Regions from separate parts of the Mus musculus genome. Here regions 1, 2 and 3 are each linked to region 4. A link is a loop called in an ENCODE intact Hi-C map of the cell type or tissue named here. Cell type or tissue: heart. All regions are shown on one strand.

Evidence for each region. A loop is a pair of places that touch in the nucleus more often than their neighbours do. Peaks named below come from ENCODE experiments on the same cell type or tissue, not always from the same donor. Only the 100,000 strongest peaks of a DNase experiment are listed, where the experiment ranks them.
Region 1: it touches region 4 in a loop (4-fold over the local background); 16 of 42 quality-filtered maps call a loop at or near these places.
Region 2: a loop joins it to region 4, with 2.1 times the contacts of the local background. A loop is called at or near these places in 4 of 42 quality-filtered maps.
Region 3: a loop joins it to region 4, with 4 times the contacts of the local background. A loop is called at or near these places in 7 of 42 quality-filtered maps.

The regions. Positions count from the first base shown.
Region 1 is chr6:117,914,237-117,919,236 of GRCm38, forward strand. It overlaps Hnrnpf (heterogeneous nuclear ribonucleoprotein F), which reads left to right. Exons shown (of 4, transcript NM_133834.2): 2 at 3,234-3,362; 3 at 4,863-4,923. Among named protein-coding and RNA genes, the nearest start is that of 4933440N22Rik, 8.5 kb to the left of the region's middle. In heart, no CTCF peak of the experiment used is centred here; DNase peaks (open chromatin) are centred at 2,745, 3,015 and 3,485; H3K4me3 peaks cover 3,759 bases; H3K27ac peaks cover 2,297 bases.
Region 2 is chr6:118,097,087-118,102,086 of GRCm38, forward strand. No RefSeq gene overlaps it. Among named protein-coding and RNA genes, the nearest start is that of Gm23908, 12 kb to the right of the region's middle. In heart, a CTCF peak has its summit at 2,319 (motif pointing left); no DNase peak of the experiment used is centred here.
Region 3 is chr6:117,905,617-117,910,616 of GRCm38, forward strand. It overlaps 4933440N22Rik, which reads right to left and starts at 2,589. Exons shown (of 2, transcript XM_017321877.1): 1 at 2,488-2,589; 2 at 190-2,225. The coding sequence starts at 2,589. The coding sequence ends at 1,494. It overlaps Hnrnpf (heterogeneous nuclear ribonucleoprotein F), which reads left to right and starts at 1,166. Exons shown (of 4, transcript NM_133834.2): 1 at 1,166-1,223. In heart, a CTCF peak has its summit at 2,236; DNase peaks (open chromatin) are centred at 1,175 and 2,155; H3K4me3 peaks cover 4,544 bases; H3K27ac peaks cover 3,761 bases.
Region 4 is chr6:117,838,987-117,843,986 of GRCm38, forward strand. Zfp637 (zinc finger protein 637) reads left to right here and starts at 2,195. Exons shown (of 3, transcript NM_177684.3): 1 at 2,195-2,282; 2 at 4,267-4,406. The coding sequence starts at 4,337. In heart, CTCF peaks have their summits at 2,101 and 2,312; a DNase peak (open chromatin) is centred at 2,205; H3K4me3 peaks cover 2,092 bases; H3K27ac peaks cover 1,621 bases.

The sequences.
Region 1 (5,000 bases), 75 kb after region 4:
GACCTAAGTAGTAGTACTCTTGGTAGAAACAACCTAGATTTCTCTTTCTCAGCCATGGGGTCCTCACAGAGGGCCTTAAACATGTAAAAATTATGTCTGTGCTGTCCTACAAGGCTCAAATTTTCATTTAGTACTGTTTCACTTCATAATATGAATTATTTATCTACTTTTGATGACGGGATTTAGAATCTTAAGATTAGGTGATTTTTTATTAGGTGTGGTCTCCTGTAACCCCTGTCTGGCCTGGAATTCAGTATTCCAGGGGATGATCTTAAACTGCTTATTGAGAACAGATAGCATCTTGCTTTGTAGCTTTGGCTATGTTGACCAGGCTGGGCACTGCCTCTTGATTGTTGGCCACCCCTCAACCCTTATTCATTTTTTCCCTCTATGTGAGGATAGCTTTGTAAAAGTCAGTTCTCTTCACCATGTTTGCTTCAAGAAGTGGTCAGGCTTTGCCACAGTCACCTTTACCACTAGGTGTGAGTTTCTGAGCTTTCTGTCTTCAAGTGCTTTGGCACATACAAACACTTGAACTCCTCAGTCACCATACTAGGTTTATTTGGTGGTAGGGATAGAACCTAGGGTTTGAGTTAGGCCTACTTGAACTAACATACTCAAATTTGAGTTTTTATAAGCAAGACTTTGGGGATTGGTAGCATTTTTATAATGGACTATTTCAAACAAAGGAAAAAAATGAAATGAACTGCCATTTAGCTCCAACAGATTTTCAGTGATGGACATTTTCCTATACACTGCAGATAGATAATTTCTAGATAAATCTTAAGTCTTACTACCTCACAACTGTTTCTAGGATTTGTCTGTTGAAAACCAACTTCTTTTTTTTTTTTTTAAGATTAATTTATTTATTATATGTAAGTACACTGTAGCTGTCTTCAGACAATCCAGAAGAGGGAGTCAGATCTTTTTATGGATGGTTGTGAACCACCATGTGGTTGCTGGGATTTGAACTCCAAACCTTCGGAAGAGCAGTCGGGTGCTCTTACCCACTGAGCCATTTCACCAGCCCCACCAACTTCTTATTAATACCTTCCTGTAACAATATATGAAATGAACCCACAGAAGCCAGAATTAGCTGCCTGACCTGTGTACAGGAGCCAAATTCTACCTAGCTTTCTGGAAAAACAGGAAGGTGTGCATATGGTTTTCTTTGAATCCCTCTTTCATTCTTTTAAAATTCTTTTTTCCTCAGCTCCCCAAATGTTGAGATAATAGGTATCTGCAGTGCTACCATTCAGCTCCAATTCCTTTATTTTGGAACATCCACAGATTGTACAAATAGAAATTTGTGGTCAGTGTTCATTTGTGTCAAGAGCATAGGAGGAAGTAGCTGAGCTGGTCTGGAGTCTATGTACAGCATTCCATTCAAGAGGCTGGAGCAGGAAGATTGCAAAAGCTTTTTGGAAAAAGCAAAATTGGGAGTTCAATTTTAGCTTAAAAGTTCCATATTGAGTTGGAGCTCAGTATATGGAGCTCAATCACCTCTACATAGTCTCAAAAAATAATCAAACATGGGCCATACATTTCAGGTTTTGCTTCATTTTGTTTTCTTTTTCAAGTCTCTTGATGGTTAAGTCCTACCTTGACTTTACTGGAAAGATTAGGTCATTTCTCATTTTATCTTGTCTCTTTAGTTCTAAACATTTCTACACAACTTTACCATGAAAGGTTATTTAAGATTATTTTTTTTAAGCCTAAGCATTTGCAGCTATCACCAGCTTTAGTTTCAGGTTTCTCTCCTCCAGTTTTTGCAGAAAATAAACTTTAGTAACATTTTAAAGTAGTTATGTATAAGAGTGCTTGCAGTGTTTTCACTACAAGTGTGCTTAGGTCAGAGGACAACTTTAGCCCCTTCTCCTGTGGGTCTTTTGGGGGTTGGTACCCTCAGGTGTCAAGCTGGGTGCCTACCCAGCTAATGCCTTTCTTTCTGCATCTTTCTGGGTCCTTAAAACATAGGCCTTTGAAATAATCTAATCAGTTCTCAATCTAATTGCTTTGAATTAAAATACATTTTGTGATTGCCTCTTGGGTACAGACTTTATAAGGTTCATTTTTATACATGTGGGCCAATTACATTCAAAAGTCAAGCCCCCCTTCCACTATGTGGTCACTGGGGAACCAAACTTAGGTTGTCAGCTTCTAGAAGTCAAGGGCTTTGGGGGAACTCAAGAGGAAGCCTAGGCAGGCCTCTGCCCCCGGAATGCTGGAATTAAAGGTGTGCACCACCACACCCGATATTAATATATGTAAAAAAATGAGACAAGGCCGGAATTAACTCGTACACACTATATACACTGGTATCGGCTTTAGATCCTCCTGCGTTAAGCCCCCTGAGCGATTAAGTGCGGCCACCACGTCTGGCGGAAGTTTTTAGTTTTTTAAAGTTTATGTTTCAACATGGAAAATATCCTCGAGCCCATGGTCAAAAGAAAAAAAGCAAGTATTGGGTGTCGGCAGGTCTTTATCCTGTAGCATCCCAGTGCTAGGTGATTCGGTTTTACTTTGCTGCGTCTTCAACGCCTCATTGCGCTCCCCTTTCCAACTGTAGCTGTAGTCTGGACTTTGCTCAGGTGGCTGGCTCCTTTACCCAGAACTCGGCGAGAAGTCTTCCCCTTTCCTTCCCCCACTTCCGGCGCCGGCCAAACCCACTGTTCGCGGGCCACACCTGCAGGCACGCTTTTCTCATTGGTGACATATTGGCGGGCCCGGCAGGGCACTTCCTTCTCTGCACCCCGTGACCCCAGTCCGACTGCCGCTGTAGATCACGCGGCTGCAGCTTCCCGGACTCCGGACCCGAACGCCCTTTTCGGCGTGGTGAGCCCCGCTTCCCGCCCGAGCCTCAGGCTCCAGGCAGCGTACTTTACCTGGTCACCTAGAAGTTTCCCTCTTGGAGCCTTTCCACCCTTCGGCCTGCGCGAGTTCTTGCTCAGCCCTCTTCCCCGCCCTGAGTCTTCCCCTCCACCACCCTCCGAGGCGCAGGAGCCTCCCATCCCCCGCCCCCGCCCGGAAGCTCCCGCCCGAGCCCGCGCAGGCCCCGGGGCGGACCTTCCTGCCCGGCAGGCGCTCGCTGCGCGGCGCGGTCGACTACCGGGCGAAGGCCGCGGAGCAGCGTCACCTTGCCCTCCGCCCTGCTTCCCGCCAAAACGCTCGTCTCCAGGGGCTCCGCTTCCACAGAAAGCGTTTGCCCATGGTCATTGGAACTTCCATTTCAGGTTGAGAACAAAAAGATGCACCTGGACTTTCCCCGGAGCCCTCTGCGTTTTTAAGGCGTCGGGTGGAGTTTGAGTTCGTAAGCCGCGTTCCTTACTGAATATAGAAGTCACTTCTACCTTCCTCCCCTGGTAAGTTTTAGAGCAGAAAAAGGCAGTAGTTTTGAAGCCGCGGCTCTCGTGGTCTTAAGAGTGTAACTTTCTGAGTAAGAGAATCTGCCTGGACGCGCTCCCGGCGTTCCGGAGGTTAAAACTCATTTACAAAATGGAGGGAGGACGAGGGCGGGCTCCCAGTGAAAACTCCGGCGACTTCCTGGAACACAAAGATGCACGGAGGAGGAGGGTGCAGCAAGGCTCCCACCAAGCGGGCCCGAACAAAAGAACTAGGTGGGTGGTGCTTGAGCCGCCCTGTTTGTTCGGCCGATAAACTTAACTAGTCCAGGATTCAAAGGGCGCACCTCGTCTATCTTACCTGGATCTACCTGAAGGCAGCGAAAATCCAGTTTAACCAGTATCACTGACTGGGTAGCTTCCTAGAAAAGCAGTCTCTGCCTGATTTTTTTTTTTTTTTAAATAGTGCATTTTCTTTAGTGCTCAAGTTGTGGAAATTAAGAGGGCATGTAGGCCTTGGCTGGCTACAGTATTAGGAGCCAGTCACCCAGAATGATGCAAATGGATCCGGTAGCGTGTCTTGCAATTAAAACCAAATCTCTGGGTGCTCAAACAGTACTTCTAATGAGACCATTCCATCTGCTCTTTTTGCTGGGCATGTCTCCACAGTTCACATATTCACAGGTCTTGTGCCAGTACGTTAATGTAGGTCTAGCTGCCAGCTGCGTGCCCTGTGGTCTCTCCAAGGGAGGCTACAGGTATTACCTACCACACTGGGTAGAAGATCGGAGTTGGAAGAAGGGGATCCAGTCATTACAATTTTATGGGCAGGAATATGGTTGAAACTCTGAAGTGAAACCCTGTTACAGAGTCTTTGAAACTTTTATTTTAAAATAGGCTTAGCACCCTCCCATACCTTAGTAATAATCACAGAAAGTATGAGACAATGCAAATGCAATTACCTCTACTTTAAGACACTAGGCAAAAATTACCACATTTCCAAAATGAAGAATGCAGCATAAGTTTTCATAGGATTCAGCTCATGTCCTTATCATTTAAGGATAGCCTTTTCGCATGGGTTATGATTAGTGAAAAGCATTGTCATCTGGAGGTGTCCCCTGACCCCCACCACACCCCCAGCAGGGGGGACAAAATAAAACAGGATTTTAAGTGAACTCTACATTGCCTCTAGAGGAATTTCAGGAAGTGCCCCCAGATCCCAGCTCTCTCCCTTTGCCTTCCTTCATTTAAATTTTAAATTTCTCTTACATTTAAATTAAGCTCTGATTAGTTCTCTGCTAAGTAAATGAGTTGTTTGCTGATGTCCTCTACCCAGGAAAAGATGAAACAAATAATGGAAACCTAAATATGTTGGTCCTAGGGCTATAATAAATATATTTCTGGACATGAGCATCTTAGCTTGCTCTGAGCCCAGCTCCCAGAAGGTCCCTTCTGTACAATAATGCATGGAATCTGAGGCCATGAGACCAATCTTGGGTTTTGTGTTTTGTTTTTTTAAAGGAAAACTTGTTACCTTCCATTAAGTGTTTCCTACAGAAGGCATCTGTGGTGGTTCTTTAAGGTAAGCTATTAAAGAGAAGTAATTGTAAATTAATTTGTTAGTTTGCTTTGGAGAAACAGTCATTAGTGAGTTTACTA
Region 2 (5,000 bases), 260 kb after region 4:
AAATGATACTAGTAATGATAATGAGGTGGTATTAGCCTAAATTCTGTCGATAACTAGAAAGCAAGATGATAGTCCAAGCAATGTTGTGGATTTCATCAAAACTCTATTCTACCATTATAGAATTGTAATGTATCCAGACAACTCACTCAAAACTGAGAAAACTAGAGGAAAAAGCAGAAAAGTCAAATTGCTTTGTAATTATTAAATAAGTTGAACATGTGGATAAAAACAATTGTCCCAGATAGAAAAGTTCATGTCCAAGTGACTTCCAGGCCTTTGGTTTTTTTTCCCAACTATTTGTGGAAAAAAACCCAGTTTTTTTTTAAAGAAGTATTTATTTTTATTTAATGTGTATGAGTGTCTACCTACATATATGTATATGCACCATGTGTGTGCCTGTTGTTCTTGGAGGCCCAAAGATGGTGTCAGATCCCCTGAAACTGGAGTTGCAAATAGCTGTGAATTGCCATGAAGGTACAGGGAACCTAACCCAGGTCCACTGCAAGAACAGCTAGTGCTCTTATCTGCTGAGCCACTGCTCCATCCCCCAAATACGTCTCGTTTTTACAACCTTCTAGAAACAGAGTGAAAGAGACCACGTGTTTGCAGTGGCATCTTGCTGTGTAGCCCTGCTGACTCTGAACTTGGGATCTTCTTTTAAAAATATTTACCATGTATCTTTATTTATGTGCATGGGTGTTTTGCCAGCACACATGTCTGTCTGTGCAGTATGTGGACATGCCTGGTACCCATGGAGGCCAGAAGAAGACATCAGGTCCCCTGGAGCTGGAGTTACAGATGGTTGTGAGCTGCCAAGTGGGTGTGGGGAGCTGAGCCGGTTCTTTGCAAGAGAAGCCAGAGCTCTTAACCCTGGCCCCAACCTGAGCTCTCATGCCAGCTTCGCAGGCAGGATCATGCCTGCCTCAGTAGTATTCTTTCCCAGCAGTGCTTTCTAAGGATTGCATGGGTTGTTTGGGATTCTTCTGTGTTTTCACAGGCGTTTTAGGATTTTTTTTTAAATCATTCTGTGAAGAATCCTGTTGACATTTTGATGAGGACATGTTACATCTGGACTCGCTTTTCGTAATACAGCCATTTTAATGGTATTAATTCTGCCAATATATGAGCGTGGGAGGCCTTGCTGTCTGCCGTGTCTTTTTCAATATCTTTCTTCAGTATCTTCCAGTTTTTATTTGGAGGACTTCCACCCTCTTATTAGGGTTATTCCTACATTTTTCTTTTCAACTATTCGAATAGGACAACCCCCCAAATGGTTCTCAGCCTGTGGGTTGCAACTCCTTGGGGGTTGAATGTCCCCTTTCCAGGGGTCACCTAAGCACAAAGTTACAGCTATGAAGTAGCAATGAAATCGTTTTATGGTTGGGGTCACCACAGCCTGAGGAACTGTATGAAAGGGTTGCAGCGTTAGGAAGGCTGAGAACCGCTGCCTTAAATGCTTTCTCTGAAGCTTTCTCATCGCCATGATAGAAAAGTGGTGGCTCTTGGTAGAGAAATGTTGTGTTTTACCATTTTGCTGAGAGTTTTCAGTTTGTGTTTTTATGCGTTGTTTCTCTGTGGTTTTTGTGTGTGTGTGTGTGTGTGTGTGTGTGTGTGTGTGTGTGTGTGTGTGTTTTCTCATTAAAAATTGTTTTCTTGTTGCGGTTGTTTGTTCGCTTGCCTGTTTTCTAAAGAGAGAAAGAGAAAAAAAGGCCATGGAGTTGAGTGGCTGAGAGGTGGGAAGGGTCTTTGAGGAGCTGAGGGAGGAGAAACTTATCAGAATATATTGTATGATTTTTTTCAAAAAAATAGAGAGAAAAATGATAGTTCTAAGACTTTTCTGGTGGAGTTTTTAGGGTCTTTGTTTGAGTGTGTGTATTGTTCTCTCGATCTCCATTTTATTAATTTCTCCCCTGATCTATCTATCTATCTATCTATCTATCTATCTATCTATCTATCTATCTATCTTCCTTCCCTGCTTCCTTCCTTCCTTGTTTCCTTGCTTCCTTGCTTCCTTCCTTCCTTCGTCTCTTTCTTTTGCTATCTATTGCTTTTGGGTTTGGATTTTCTTATTTTTCTAAGACTTTGAAGTGTTTCGCTGGGTGAGATGAGATCTTTCTAATTTCTTGTTCATTTATTTTAATACAAGCCTCATATATTTCAGGCTGGTCTCCAGTTTGCTGTGCACCTGAGATCCTTGAGACCCTGGCCTACGCCATTGCCCGGTGACTTTATTAGACAAGTGTTTGAGGTCTGCTGGGGCGGTCTTTACCTTACAGCTTCCTTTCTTTGCATACCAGAGGCCTCTGCTGGCCACACTTAAGGTTGCAGTCTATAAACTGAACAGGTTTTCTCACCTTCCTCAGATGGTCCCCCCAGGGGCTACTAATGTCTTAGCTTTGGGGGTGTGGCCCCTGAGTGTGTGGGAATCAATGAGAGGCTGGGATCATTTCAGGCAGAGGGCTTGTGTTCTTGCTTTCAAGCACTGTTGGGCATTAGTCACCCTGCTGAAGGAAGGAAGCTGTGGTGTATCAAGTCTATTCATGGAACCTGAGTGACTCTTCAGCAGTGACAGGTAGGTGGCTCCAGAGAGAGGTTGATCCACTGGCTGGCCTTAGGCTCAGCATTATGCAACTCATGATGATTGGCAGCGGGTGAGATCAGGTCCTAGCCAGCCAAGAGAGCTAGCTACCCTTTCCCTGTGGATCTCTCTACCTGCCTGAGCTGAGCCTGCTGCTCTCTGTGCCCTTGTGATTGTCATTGTCTGGATGGATGCTCTGTTCTCCACAACTCCCTCTGAGTTCTGGTTGTCCTTCCTGACCTCAAGTCCCCAGAGTAGCTCAGTTTTTACAAAATAAATGTTTATTAATTTTTTTCCAAATTACGTAAAATATATTTTGATTGCATTCACACCCAACTCTTCCACCTAACTTCTCTAAGATCAGTCCTTATACCTTCCTGCTCCACTTTAAATTTATATCCTTTTATTTCTAAGTTTAATAACCCATTGATTCCAGATATCCTTTCTATGAACTTCTGGGAATTGGGGTCACCTACTGAGGTATGGTCCATCTACTAGGAGCCACAGCCTTAAAGAAAACGGACTTTCCAACCCCAGAAGCTATCGACTGTTCTTAGCTCCTCAGCTAGGGTTGGGGCCTCATGAATTCCTTCCTATCCCATGCTAGAATGGTAACTGTGCAGGCAACTACAGCTGTTTAAGTTCACAAGTGCAGAGGGAGGGCCTGTCATGTCCAGAAGACACTGTTTTTGCTCCAGTGACCCCTAACACCTGGCTCTTTCTTACAGTCTTTCCACTCCTTCCATGTTGTCCCCTAAGCCTTGGGGGTGGTTATAAAGATTTCCTGCTTATGCTCTGCCCTTTGGCCAGTCGTGTGTTTCTGCATTAGCCACCATTAACTGCACAAAGAAATTTTTCTAATGGAATTTGCACTAATCTATGTGTAGAAAGATACAAATTTAGAGGGCAGTTTGATACTACATCTATTTAGCAAAATAATAGTATTAATTTCACCCTTGGGTCTGGTGGGCTCCCCAACAAAAGGTTCTTGACCAGATTTTCAGTACCAGGCATCCTGTATTTCCTCCTGTGGAACAGGCCTTAAACCCAATTGGAAAGTCGAATGTTATCCCCACAACATTTATATATAAGTATATATATATATATATGCATACATGTATATGTGTATATGTGTGTATGTGTATATGTATATACGTGTATGTATATATATATATACATACATATACACACATACATACATACATACATACATACATACATACATACATACATACATATGTGTTTTATTCTTAAATTATAGCATGTGGTCTGGATGGTGCAGCAATGCCTGTCTCACAATGGAGAGGGCAAGAATATGGTGGTTATTCAGTCCACGTGGCTGGATGTCTCAGCGGTTGAGATTGGAGTCCTAAGGAAGTTGGTTCTAATACTGATGAAAGAACGCCATAGCAACAAACGAATGGACTTGCTAACAAGAGTGAGGCCTAGCAGGCAAAGAGCAAAGTTTCCTTCTTCCATATGCTTTCATGTAGGCTGCCACCAGAAGTTGTGACCCAGATTTATTGTGGATCTTCTTGTTCCAAATAATCAGAATAATCAAATTCCTCCCAGGAGTGCCCACCTTAAGTTTTAGTGAATCCTAGATGCAATAAAACTGACAACTATGATTATCTACCACAGTGACCCTGGACATATTTTGCCACACTGGTGGCTATTTAGGCAGCTTATAAAATACAGGTTTCCACGTGGCTCGTTCAAGTATCCTTAGAAGTGACTTTTCCTTTCCTCACCCACCCACTCCTGCCACTCCCCTCTCCATGTAAAACTCTCCCCCATTCTTTCCATTTCCTCCTTCATATTACCTGTTATATCCACTCTCATTTACGATCTCTCTAACCTCTCTCCACCGATGGTCCCTTTGTAGTTCTACAGATTTTACAGGTACTCAAAATTAAACACACACAGACACTAAAGTTTCAACATTAAGAGCCACATGTTAGTGAGAACATGTTTGTCTTTCTTCTTCTGTGTTGGCTCACTCAGTATGTTTTCCAGATTCATCCATTTACCTGAAAATTCCTCAATTTCACTTTTTCTTTATGGTCAAATGAAATTCTATTGTATATAGGTACTACATTGAGTGAAATTTTATTGTATATAGGTACCACTGTATAGAGGCTCCACACTGTATACAGGTACCACACTGTATATAGGTACTACACTGTATATAGGTACCACACTGTATATGGGTACTATTGTATACAGGTACCACACTGTATATAGATAGGTACCATACTGCATTGCCATTCATCAATTAATAGACATCTAGGATGTTTCCATGTCCTAGCTATTGTGAATAGAACAGCTATAAACATGGGTGGGCATGCTTGTCTATAGCAGGGAATAGTCTTTTGGGTATGTGCTCAGGAGTGCCATCATTGGGTCATAAGGTAGATAGGTC
Region 3 (5,000 bases), 67 kb after region 4:
TTGCACCTTTCTCTGGCAATAGTAAGGAACTTTAAAAATAAATAAAACCACCCAAGGAGCAGGGTGAGAGGTCTCAGCAGAACTTGCTGCACAGGCCTTTCAACCTTGAGTTTGATCAGGACCCCACATGGTGGAAGGAGAGAACACTCAGGATTGTCCTCTGACTTCAGTTGAAAGTGTGGTGATAACTCGCACGAACTTAACAATTTTAATGCCCCACTCCCTGGGCAAACAAACAAACAAACATCAGAGGTGGGGGATGTAATTTGCCAACTACAAGGCTCTGGGTTTAGTGCTCACGAATACTTATCTAACTTTTGTAGCATCTGTTTTCTATCATTTGACTTCTATTTTTCTTCTTGGACAGGTTTTCCTCTCAAAGTTTTCTTTCCTTTTTCTGGAGTTAGTCTGGTGTGTTGTTTTATAAACGTTTCCTTCATCACTGTAGTTCACTTATAACCAGAGATTATTCTGAACGGCCTTGTAATTTCTCCAGTGTTTATATAGACAGCAGCTCGCGACCATGCATTGTAGCCTCGGCCGCCTCCATGCAGAAATGGAGTTCGTAGGAACCAGCTCGTGTTCCTACGCCCGCCTAGGCGGCTCTGGAAGCTTCAAAAATAATCTTCACTTTAGCTTGTATCTCGACATCTCGCAGAGAATCCTCCCAAATTATTACACATCAAGAAAATCTGTCCCAGCGTTCACATAGTGCTGAGAGTTAGAAACTTCAGACAAATCCCTCCGGACTGCCTGAGATGCCCTTAGGCGGTCTTTCTTTTACATAAGACACCATTCTAGTTTTCCGCACGCATGCGGTCATTGATTCCTTTGGGATCACTTTTCGGGATGCGGAGACACGCGTGCAGAATTCAGCGTCCACCGACTCACCAGCCCACAGGTCTCTTTATGGACAACCCCCTCCACCTTGCTGTCTCCCCCCCCCCCCTCGTTTGCCCGCCCCCTCCCCCTGCTACCCCCCCCCCGCAATGTTTGCGCCTGCGCCGTCACTGTCCTCTCCGGGACTCAGAGGCGGGTCCACAGCTCTCTAGTCCCGCCCCTCTCCCTCCCCCGGCCAATCCTAGGCTCCGTTCTGGGCTCGTCAGAATGGCGCCGCGGCTGCCCTGTGCCCGGATGTCCGCTGCCTGAGGCTCCGCCCCATCACCGTCTTGCATCCTTCCGGCTCCGTCGTGGAAGGAGGACTGCGCCTCGTCTTCCTGAAGGTGGGGTTCGGGGAAGGCCAGCCCGCGGTCACGCCGGCTGTGGGAAGGGAAAGTGGGCTCCCCGGGCTACTGTTTCCGGGTGCTCGGGGCGTGGGCCGAGCGGGGAGCGGACCGGGGATCAGGAGGGCTTCCGGAGGCGCCGCTGGCGCTCGGCAGGCGGGAGTTGAGGAGCAGGCCGGCCGCGCGGTTGACTCGCCCCGCTGAGGCCGTCCCGCGAGCGCGCCTGTGGGGGTTTCCATGGTGACAGTAAACAAGCCTCAACTGCCTCAGCTACAACTGCCAAGTCCCCGGGGTTCCACCCTCCTCTAGGTGCTCTGAGGGCCGGCGAGGTCCGGATGTGAGTGGGAGCGTGGAGCCGAGAAGCCGGAGGTGAGGGCCGCCGGCGGGGTGTGCTGGCGCCTGGGCCCGGCGGGCGTTGGATGGCGGGCGTGGGATCCGGACTCGGAAGGAACGGGGCCGAGGTGGCCGCCGCACAGCCATAGCCGTGCGGAGGCTGCCCACGGAGCTGGGGACCGCGTGGCCGGGGTTTGGGGTCGGGAGCCGAAGTTCAGCGCATTTTCGACGGGGATTGGGCCGCGTGGCCGAGGTGTGCGGTCGGGGGAGCGGGGACTGAGGGCTGGAGTCCGGTCGGTAGGGCCGGGCCTCTGGGCTGAGGTGTGCGGAGGGCCTGGGAGACCGCAGCCGCGGCCCACGCCCGCCCGGAGAAAGCGCGGCTTTCCTCAGAGCCGCCCCCCCACCCCGCCCGCAGGCGCGGCTTCCTCGGCGGGATATTGGGGGGGGGGGTGAGGGTGGAGCGCTTCTCACCCACCGCGGCTTACGCTCTGTCAGCGGCCCCCCGGCAGGCCCGGGCGGTGGTTGTAGTTTGGAGAAAGACGAGCGGGCGCTCACGTGGCCCGAGGCGCCCGGAGTTTCACAAGACTGGGCGGGACGGCTCCGCCCACCGCCCACGCCCGGCCCGAGCGAAGCCGAGCGCCTCGCTTCCTCCTCGTGGCGGCCCGGGAGCTAGGAGCACCGGTCTGCGCCGGTCCCGTCCCCCAGAGGTATCGTGTTAGCGTGTGGGGTGCGGAGTCTTTGCCTAGGTGGGTTAGTCGGCCTTAGCCGCAGTTACGAGCACTTTTGTGCTGTGTTTGTGGAGCCTCACGTGTCTGGGAAAAGTTGAGGTGGGCCCGCTCGGCCTTCCCTCGGCGCGTGCTCTCCGGAGCCTTCCCGACCCGGCGGGATCGGAGAGGCAGCCCCATGTGCCCTAAGACTCCCACCCAGCGACCTTTTCTGCCCCTGCCAGTCCGGGAACAAACAAATGGGCCTCTTTCCTACCTGCAAGTCGGGCTGCGGAGTAAGCGGGCGAGCGAGCGCGGGTGGCCGCCATGTGGCTGTGCGGGATCGGTCTCCTGAACCTGGGCAGTTTTGTTTACGGAACTTTTGGGCTTATTTTAGTCGGTTTCCTTTAATGTTTATTTGTGCGTGGAGGTGAGGGGATAAGGTGAAGAAATGGATTTTTCCAGCACTGGGTCCTTGGGATTGAATTGAGGGTCCCTGTCACAATGATCTATCGCTCTGTCCAGGGGGTGGTTTAAATATTTAATTCTTCTAGTTGAACAAGACAGACGATATCTGGAAATAGTTAATACTTAAGTCTTTCTTCCCTTCGTGCTGCGGAGTGGAGGTCAAAACGTGGTTCAGTTCTTCCATCTGTGTATTCAGACTGAGCGCAGGTAGCTAAGGTCTGGCAAAAAGTGCGTTAGCCCATTGAACAATGTCGAAGTACTTTTGAGTACGCCGGGTGGCTATGCATGCTTTTGCGCTCAGCGCTCGGAGGTAGATCTCAGTTGAGAACAGTCTTACAGACCAAATCCTGACTTAAATTTTGAACTTTCTGCTTTTCTTATCTCCCTCGTGTTGCCATTAGTCTTACCAGCCTTTTTTTTTTTTTTTAAGTTACAAATCATTATGTAGCCACAGAGGATGACCTTGAATTCCAGATCACTCAGCTCCACCTCTAGATTGGAGTACTAACTCGACCACACCCCATTAGTAGTTACTGGGCATGGCAGGCTTTAGGCACGCTTTGTCAGCCCCATTCTGTCTGTATTATGCCCGTTTTTGTAGTAATTTTTAAAAAAGATTCATGGTTTGATTTGAAGGAAGGCCTGGGCACACTGGATCTAAAAGTAAATGCAAAAGTGATTACTTGTTTCTTGAGGTAGGGTCTAACTATTATATTACGCCTTGGCGCAAAATTACTGTATATTTAGATAAGGCTGGCTTCAAACTCAAGCAACACACCTACTTTTGCTTCCATAGTGCTGTGAATTGCTGGCATTAAAGGCATGTATCACGAAGCACAGCTAATACAAGGGGGTGTGTGTGTGTGTAACAGCTTTCTTTTGTTTTTCGAGACACGGTTTCTCTGTATAGCCCTGGCTGTGGCTGTCCTGGAACTCACTTTCTAGATCAGGCTGGCCTGGAAGTCAGAAATCCGCCCACCTCTGCCTCCCAATTGCTGGGATTAAAGGTGTACACTACCACGCCTGGCTGTATTTTGTACTTTTGAGATGTTTGGTTTTGTTTGGGGGGGGGGTTATTTTGTTCTTTTTGGATTTTCAAGACAGGGTTCTCTTTGTAGCCCTGGCTGTCCTGGAACTCTGAAATGTTTGTTTTATATGTGATTATATTTAAGACTTTAGTAAATGCCGAAATAAAACTACTGACCATTTGCTTACCAAAAAAATTTCAGTTCTCTGTGTAACCCACAAGTGAATGGTTGTGGGCAGATGATACCAGTAACATGGAGAGGTCAGAGAACAGCTTTTGGCCCACTTTGCTACTGTGTCTTCTGGGATAAAACTGGGGTCACCAGGATTTCAGCAGGTGCCTATCATCCCTTTCTCTTAAAAATTTTATTTATTTTGCTTTTGAGACAGGGTCTCTATGTTGTAGCTCTGGCTGACCTGTGGCTAGTTCTTTAGATCCGGCTGGCTTTAAACTCAGAACCTTCTGCTATTTCTTGAGTGCTGGGACTAAAGGGTGTATACCACTACTCCTAGGGTCTAAATTTTTTCCCCTCTGATGTTCTGAAACGGGGTTTGTCTGTGTAGCCTTGGCTGTCTTAGAACTCACTCTGTAGACCAGGTTGTCCCTGAATTTAGAGATTGGGCTGCCCCTGACTCCCAAGTGATGGGATTAAAGGTGAATACAACAATTTAGCTCCTTCTCAATTTCAAAAAGTGGAGTATGCTTGCTTTAGTCTTCCTTCCACTGCTAAGATTGAGTGCAGGAGTGCCACATGTAAAGTCACTGTGTCCATGTACCCAGAGAGATGCCTGTGTAGCCCAGGTTTGAACTCCTGCTGGTCAGGTGCTGGGATTCCAATGTAAGATTACCATTACAGTCTGGGTGTTCTGATTATCAGATTATTTCTATTTGAGTTAGTGGAGGCCTATAGACTTAATGTCTAGTTTGTTTGTTTGTTTGTTTGTTTGTTTTAAATTCTGTTTTTGGAGACAGGGTTTCTCTGTAGCTCTGGCTGTCCTGGAACTCACTCTGTAGACCAGGCTGGCCTCGAACTCAGAAATCCGCCTGCCTCTGCCTCCCACGTGCTGGGATTAAAGGCATGCGCCACCATTGCCCGACTAGTTCTTAATATGCCATCAACTTCACATTTCATTTGTTAGCATATTGTTTGCAAGGTCCTATCTTGAGTGAGGGGCCAACATAGCGTTTCTTACAAAACATTTAGATCTTGCTTTGTTTCCATTAATATATATGTAATGGTTAATT
Region 4 (5,000 bases):
TGAGCCATCTCTCCAGACCCTGTTGGCCATATTTCTATCAGAATATTGTTTCTTTGCCTTGTTGACTTACATGATGTCTGTCACTAGGGTTTCCCCCTTAACTCTGTCATGTGTTGTCTTCCTTTAGTGGTATTGGCCACAGTGTTAAATTTTAACCTTTTTCTTTTTTGGTTTTTTTTGGTTTTTTTTTGGGGGGGAGAGGGTGGTTTGTTTGTTTGGTTGGTTGGTTGGTTGGTTTTTGGTTTTTCGAGACAGGGTTTCTCTGTATAGCCCTGGCTGTCCTGGAACTCACTTTGTAGACCAGGCCGGCCTCGAACTCAGAAATCTGCCTGCCTCTGCCTCCCAAGTGCTGGGAATAAAGGCGTGCGCCACCACACCCGGCTAACCTTTTTCTTATTTTTGTCCATTTTATCGTGGTTGCAAACGTCCTTTCCTACACTGAGATCATGATCACATTAATTCAGTTTTTCTTCTGGGTCTTTTGTGGATCTGTGCTTTATCACACATTTGATCCACGTAGAGGGTCTCCGCATAGGAGGTCATTTGAGCAGTTTCTTTATCCAAGTAGTGAGACTGTCATAACTAATGTCACTGTCTGAATTATCATTCCTTCCCCTAGTGATGTAAGGTACCAGGGATGGAGATGTCTGTAACAAGCATTTAAATACGCACTGGCAGAACTCACCCCTAGCCCTCACTCGGCACCCTCCCCCCTTCCTGATGCAAGTGTTAAGATGCAGGTGGTGGCTGAGGACTATGCCCCATTTAAGATCTTGGCAAGAACCATGTGTCTAGGGACTCTGATCTTTCAACCCCAATCGTAACCACTCTATCAAATGGATCTGGGCCAGTAAGATGGTGTGTAGGTAATAGTGCCTGCTGCCAAGTCTGATGACCTGAGTTCGATTCCCTGTAGGAAAGGGTGAGCCCACTCATACTAATGATTCTCTGACCTCCACAGGCACAGCAAGACACCCCTCACATCCACACACTAAACAAAATGGGATCTTTTTTTCCCAAAAAATACGTGTACCCAAGTCCTCAAGGCTGTTAAGAGAATCTTTGCAGATTTATGAAGGAAACATGAGTTCTTGTCTCCCCTGATGGCCCCCTTTTCCTACCGATGCTTTGTCAACTAAAACTTGTCCTAATCCCACATCTGGTCTCACAGAACAGAGATGTCCTGTGAAGTCAAATATTTCATCCAGTCTGACACATGTAATTCTGGGAAAGGAACAAGGGCACTGCAAGAGGAACATTTCTTATGGTCTCTTTCATTCAATAGGATAGCTAAATCTACCAAGGGAAGACTCTGGGGGAGGCTCACTACGAAAGAAGTCAAGTCAGGGCTCCAGGGTGAGACTAATGTCCTTTAGAAAAGCTATTAGAGGCAGGCAGTGGTGGTGCACGCCTTTAATCCCAGCACTTGGGAGGCAGAGGCAGGCGGATTTCTGAGTTCGAGGCCAGCCTGGTCTACAGAGTGAGTTCCAGGATGGCCAGGGCTATATAGAGAAACCCTGTCTCGAAAAACCAAAAAAAAAAAAAAAAAAAAAAAAAGGCTATTAGAAATGCATATAAATAAATGCAGTCGATGGACGTTTAAGGCATCTTAAAAGAGATTTTATTGAATGGATGCTCAATTTCATCCACGCCCCTCTCAGGACCAAAAGGGCTACTCTCCCATCTCTAATAACTAATTTTAGAGTGTTCAAATCTCAACCCTTGTGTCATTAACTTCTTCAGTTAGGAAGACAATGTTAGTGTCCACTCAGGGAATACTGTTCCCTCGAGTTCCCTTGGCTCAGAAAGTCTCCCGGGCCCCGCGTAGGTGCCCTATGGGGTCCTGGAGCCGTCGGACCTGGGCTCCCCACAAGTGAGCGCCCTGGGTCGTACAACTAGTCGGGGTAGTACCTAAACTCCGAAGTCCTGCAGTGCCTCGTCCATCTTTTGGGTGAAAAAAAACTTATTACACGGACCAGAGAGTATTCCTGATTCTTTGTCCGAAATACTTGGTCCCGGCTCCTATAGGGAACCCTGAGTCTTCTGCAGTTTTAACGTCATAAGCATTCCCAAGCTTCAACCACCGCTCCTCCACAGGACGGCGCTCCCCAACAACCAGAAGCAGCCACCGCGTTTCTGCCGCAGCTCGGTCGCGGCGCTTCCCACAGTGCCTCGGGGCGCGCGCGGGCTCCTGGGAGTTGTGGTCCGGCGACGCGCAGCGTTGCAGCGGCTGCTACGGGCTCGGCGCCGGCTTTGTCTGTCTGCGGGCGCGCGCCGCTGCGGTGAGTGTTGCTGAGGCCGGGGCTGTGCGCCCGAGAGAGGGGGCTGTGTCTTGAGCCTGCTGCTCCGGCCAGGGCGCGTGAGCAGGCCAGGCTGGCCGTCCGGGCCAAAATCGCCAACCGCAGACAAGGGTGCGCTGGTCGGAGAGCGGGTGGGCCGCGGTGTGCTGCGGAAGGGTCCTGCTGCAATGTCGGGGTCCCTGGGAGGCTGGGGCCCCGCGAGCGTGGGAGGGGCCACAGGAAGGTCCAGCTAGGCCAGGAGAGCAGAGTTCACGCCTAGGGAGAGAGCCTAGCAGGGAGTGGCGTCCAGCGTGGGGGGAATTCATCCTCACCCAAAGCTCCTAATCGCACGTTAAATTGCCTCATTAGATTTTTCCCAAACCCTACAGATCACCCTGTCTGTCCTCCAGCCCTCTCTCCTGAAAAAGCACCATTTTAGGTCTTGGATTTGTAGGGCGTGTCTCAAATGTAAGAGATCCCTCACTTTCTGGTCCTCAGTTCTTCCGAGAGCTAGCTAATTGAGATAGTGTTAACTTGTTTACTAAGAGAAGAAACTGGAGTCGGGGCTGTTAGGTTGTTCTGCTACAGGGCATACACCGAGGGAAACAAGGCAAAAAATTCAAGTCTCTCGGGGCCTAATTCTGAGCTGTGGTAACATTTCTGATAGGAAAAGCAGCGTTTTGTGTTACGAAATCACTCTCTTTCAATATCTTCAAGAATTTGATTGCTCTGACTTGAACAGGTTCTTCCTTGACAATTTCCTGTTGTCAGTTGTCCTGCTATTAATCAGGGAGTCTGGAGACACAGCTGAGGCATGTTGGCTACTTCTTAGCAGGTAGAGGAGTTCAGGTATCTACCGTGTTCACTCATTTTGACTTAACCATGTTCTCTAGACACTCCAGAGACAAAAAAGTCCAGCCCCAGGGAGTAGCTACCATGTGCTTTTCTTTGTGAATCACAGGGGAGTTTTGTTGGCTTTATTTTTAATCAATAATATCTCTAAGTGAATGCATTTGCAGCATGACAGGGGACCCCTTTATAGCTTGTGTTCCAAGTTGGAAGTGAATCCTTCAAAGATTTCTTGACATCAGGCTATATAACTGAATGGATAGAAGGGTTAGCTATTTGGTTAATAAAATAGAAAATCGTACCATCAGATTGCTAATTCATTAAGCTAGGAATCCAGCATTTTGACCAGACATACTGAAACAAAGATTATACTGTACCACTATGTAAACAAAGTGTACAGATTCAGGAATTTGATCCTTAAATAAGCATTCCATGGGGGGTGGGGGGAGGGAGTGGTGGTTTGGGTTAAGAGCCTACTAAGAATTACCAGAAGGTAACAAGACCTTCTTTGTTAGGTCCTTGTAACTTGAGGGGAGCTGAAAAGGAAAGCTGGAGCTATTTCTTCCTAACACCAGTCAGGAAGGCTGGTGTGCTGACTTCTTGCCTGGAAAGTAGAGAACCCCAATTTTTTATCAAGACCAAATGCAAGCAGAGCGGCCCTTACCTGGGGACTAACAGTACAGTAGGCACTCCTACTTCTCTGCTATCTGTTTCCCTCTGCCTCCTTGCTCCTAGATTCATTTCTGTTTGGTCAGTCCTGCTATCTTCCCCACCCCCACCCCAGCCCACCCTGCCCAAACATTTATTTATGATTATATGTAAGTACACTGTAGCTGTCTTCAGATACACCAGAAGAGGGCATCAGATCCCATTACAGATGGTTGTGAGCCACCATGTGGTTGCTGGGAATGGAACTCAGGACATCTGGAAGAGCAGCCAGTGCTCTTAACCATTGAGCCATCTCTCCAGCCCTCCAGTCCTGCTATCTTTAGCCCACTTTGCAGTGACATTACCTCAGAAAGTCTGGATTTCCTGTGTTTACACTCCAAACTGATCTCAACTCTCAGGTCTGCCCTTTATTGTTTGTTTTTTTTTTTTTTTTTTTTGGTTTGGTTTATTTATTTTTTCTGTCCCTCAGGTTCTCCAGACCAGCCCATGGAAGAATCATATGAAGAGGCGGTGATCAAAGTCAGCGAGCAGGAGTGGACATGTTTGGGTTCCCAACAGCTACCCTGCTGGACTGTCATGGAAGATACGCCCAGAATGTAGCCTTTTTCAGTGAGTGAGTCAGCTGGTTGCTGGGATGACGTCAGAGCCCCTATAAGAAGATGCATTCATTTGGTGAAGCTCACTGCTCTACAGGTTGCAGGGAAAGCCTGCAAGCTGGGATTGGAAATGATAATCAAAACAAAGCAAGAAAACAGTTTGAAGCCGGACAGTGGTGGTGCATGTCTTTAATCCCCGCACTTAGGAGGACGAGGCAGGCGGATCTGTGAGTTAGAGGCTAGCCTGGTCTGTAGAATGAGTTCTAGCACAGCCAAGGCTATATAGAGAAACCCTGTCTTAAGGGAGAAAGAAAGAAAAAAGGAAAAGCAATTTGATATAGAGGTGATGTTGGGGTTGTCTCAGGCTGAATGAACCTTGAACTCTGAGCTCTAACCCCGAGTATGAGACACATAGGGAAACAGGGAAGAGCTAGAGTGCACGGCCTTGTCCATTTCCAATGTAGCTTAATAGGCCAGAATAACGTGGACTTTAAAAGAAAGAATTCCAATCCTGTTTGCAGTATTAAAGAAGTTCCTTAAGCTTCAGGCTTTTCATCTGTACACTGGAACAGACAGTAAGCTGCATCTTGTAAGAATTCGAGGCCTA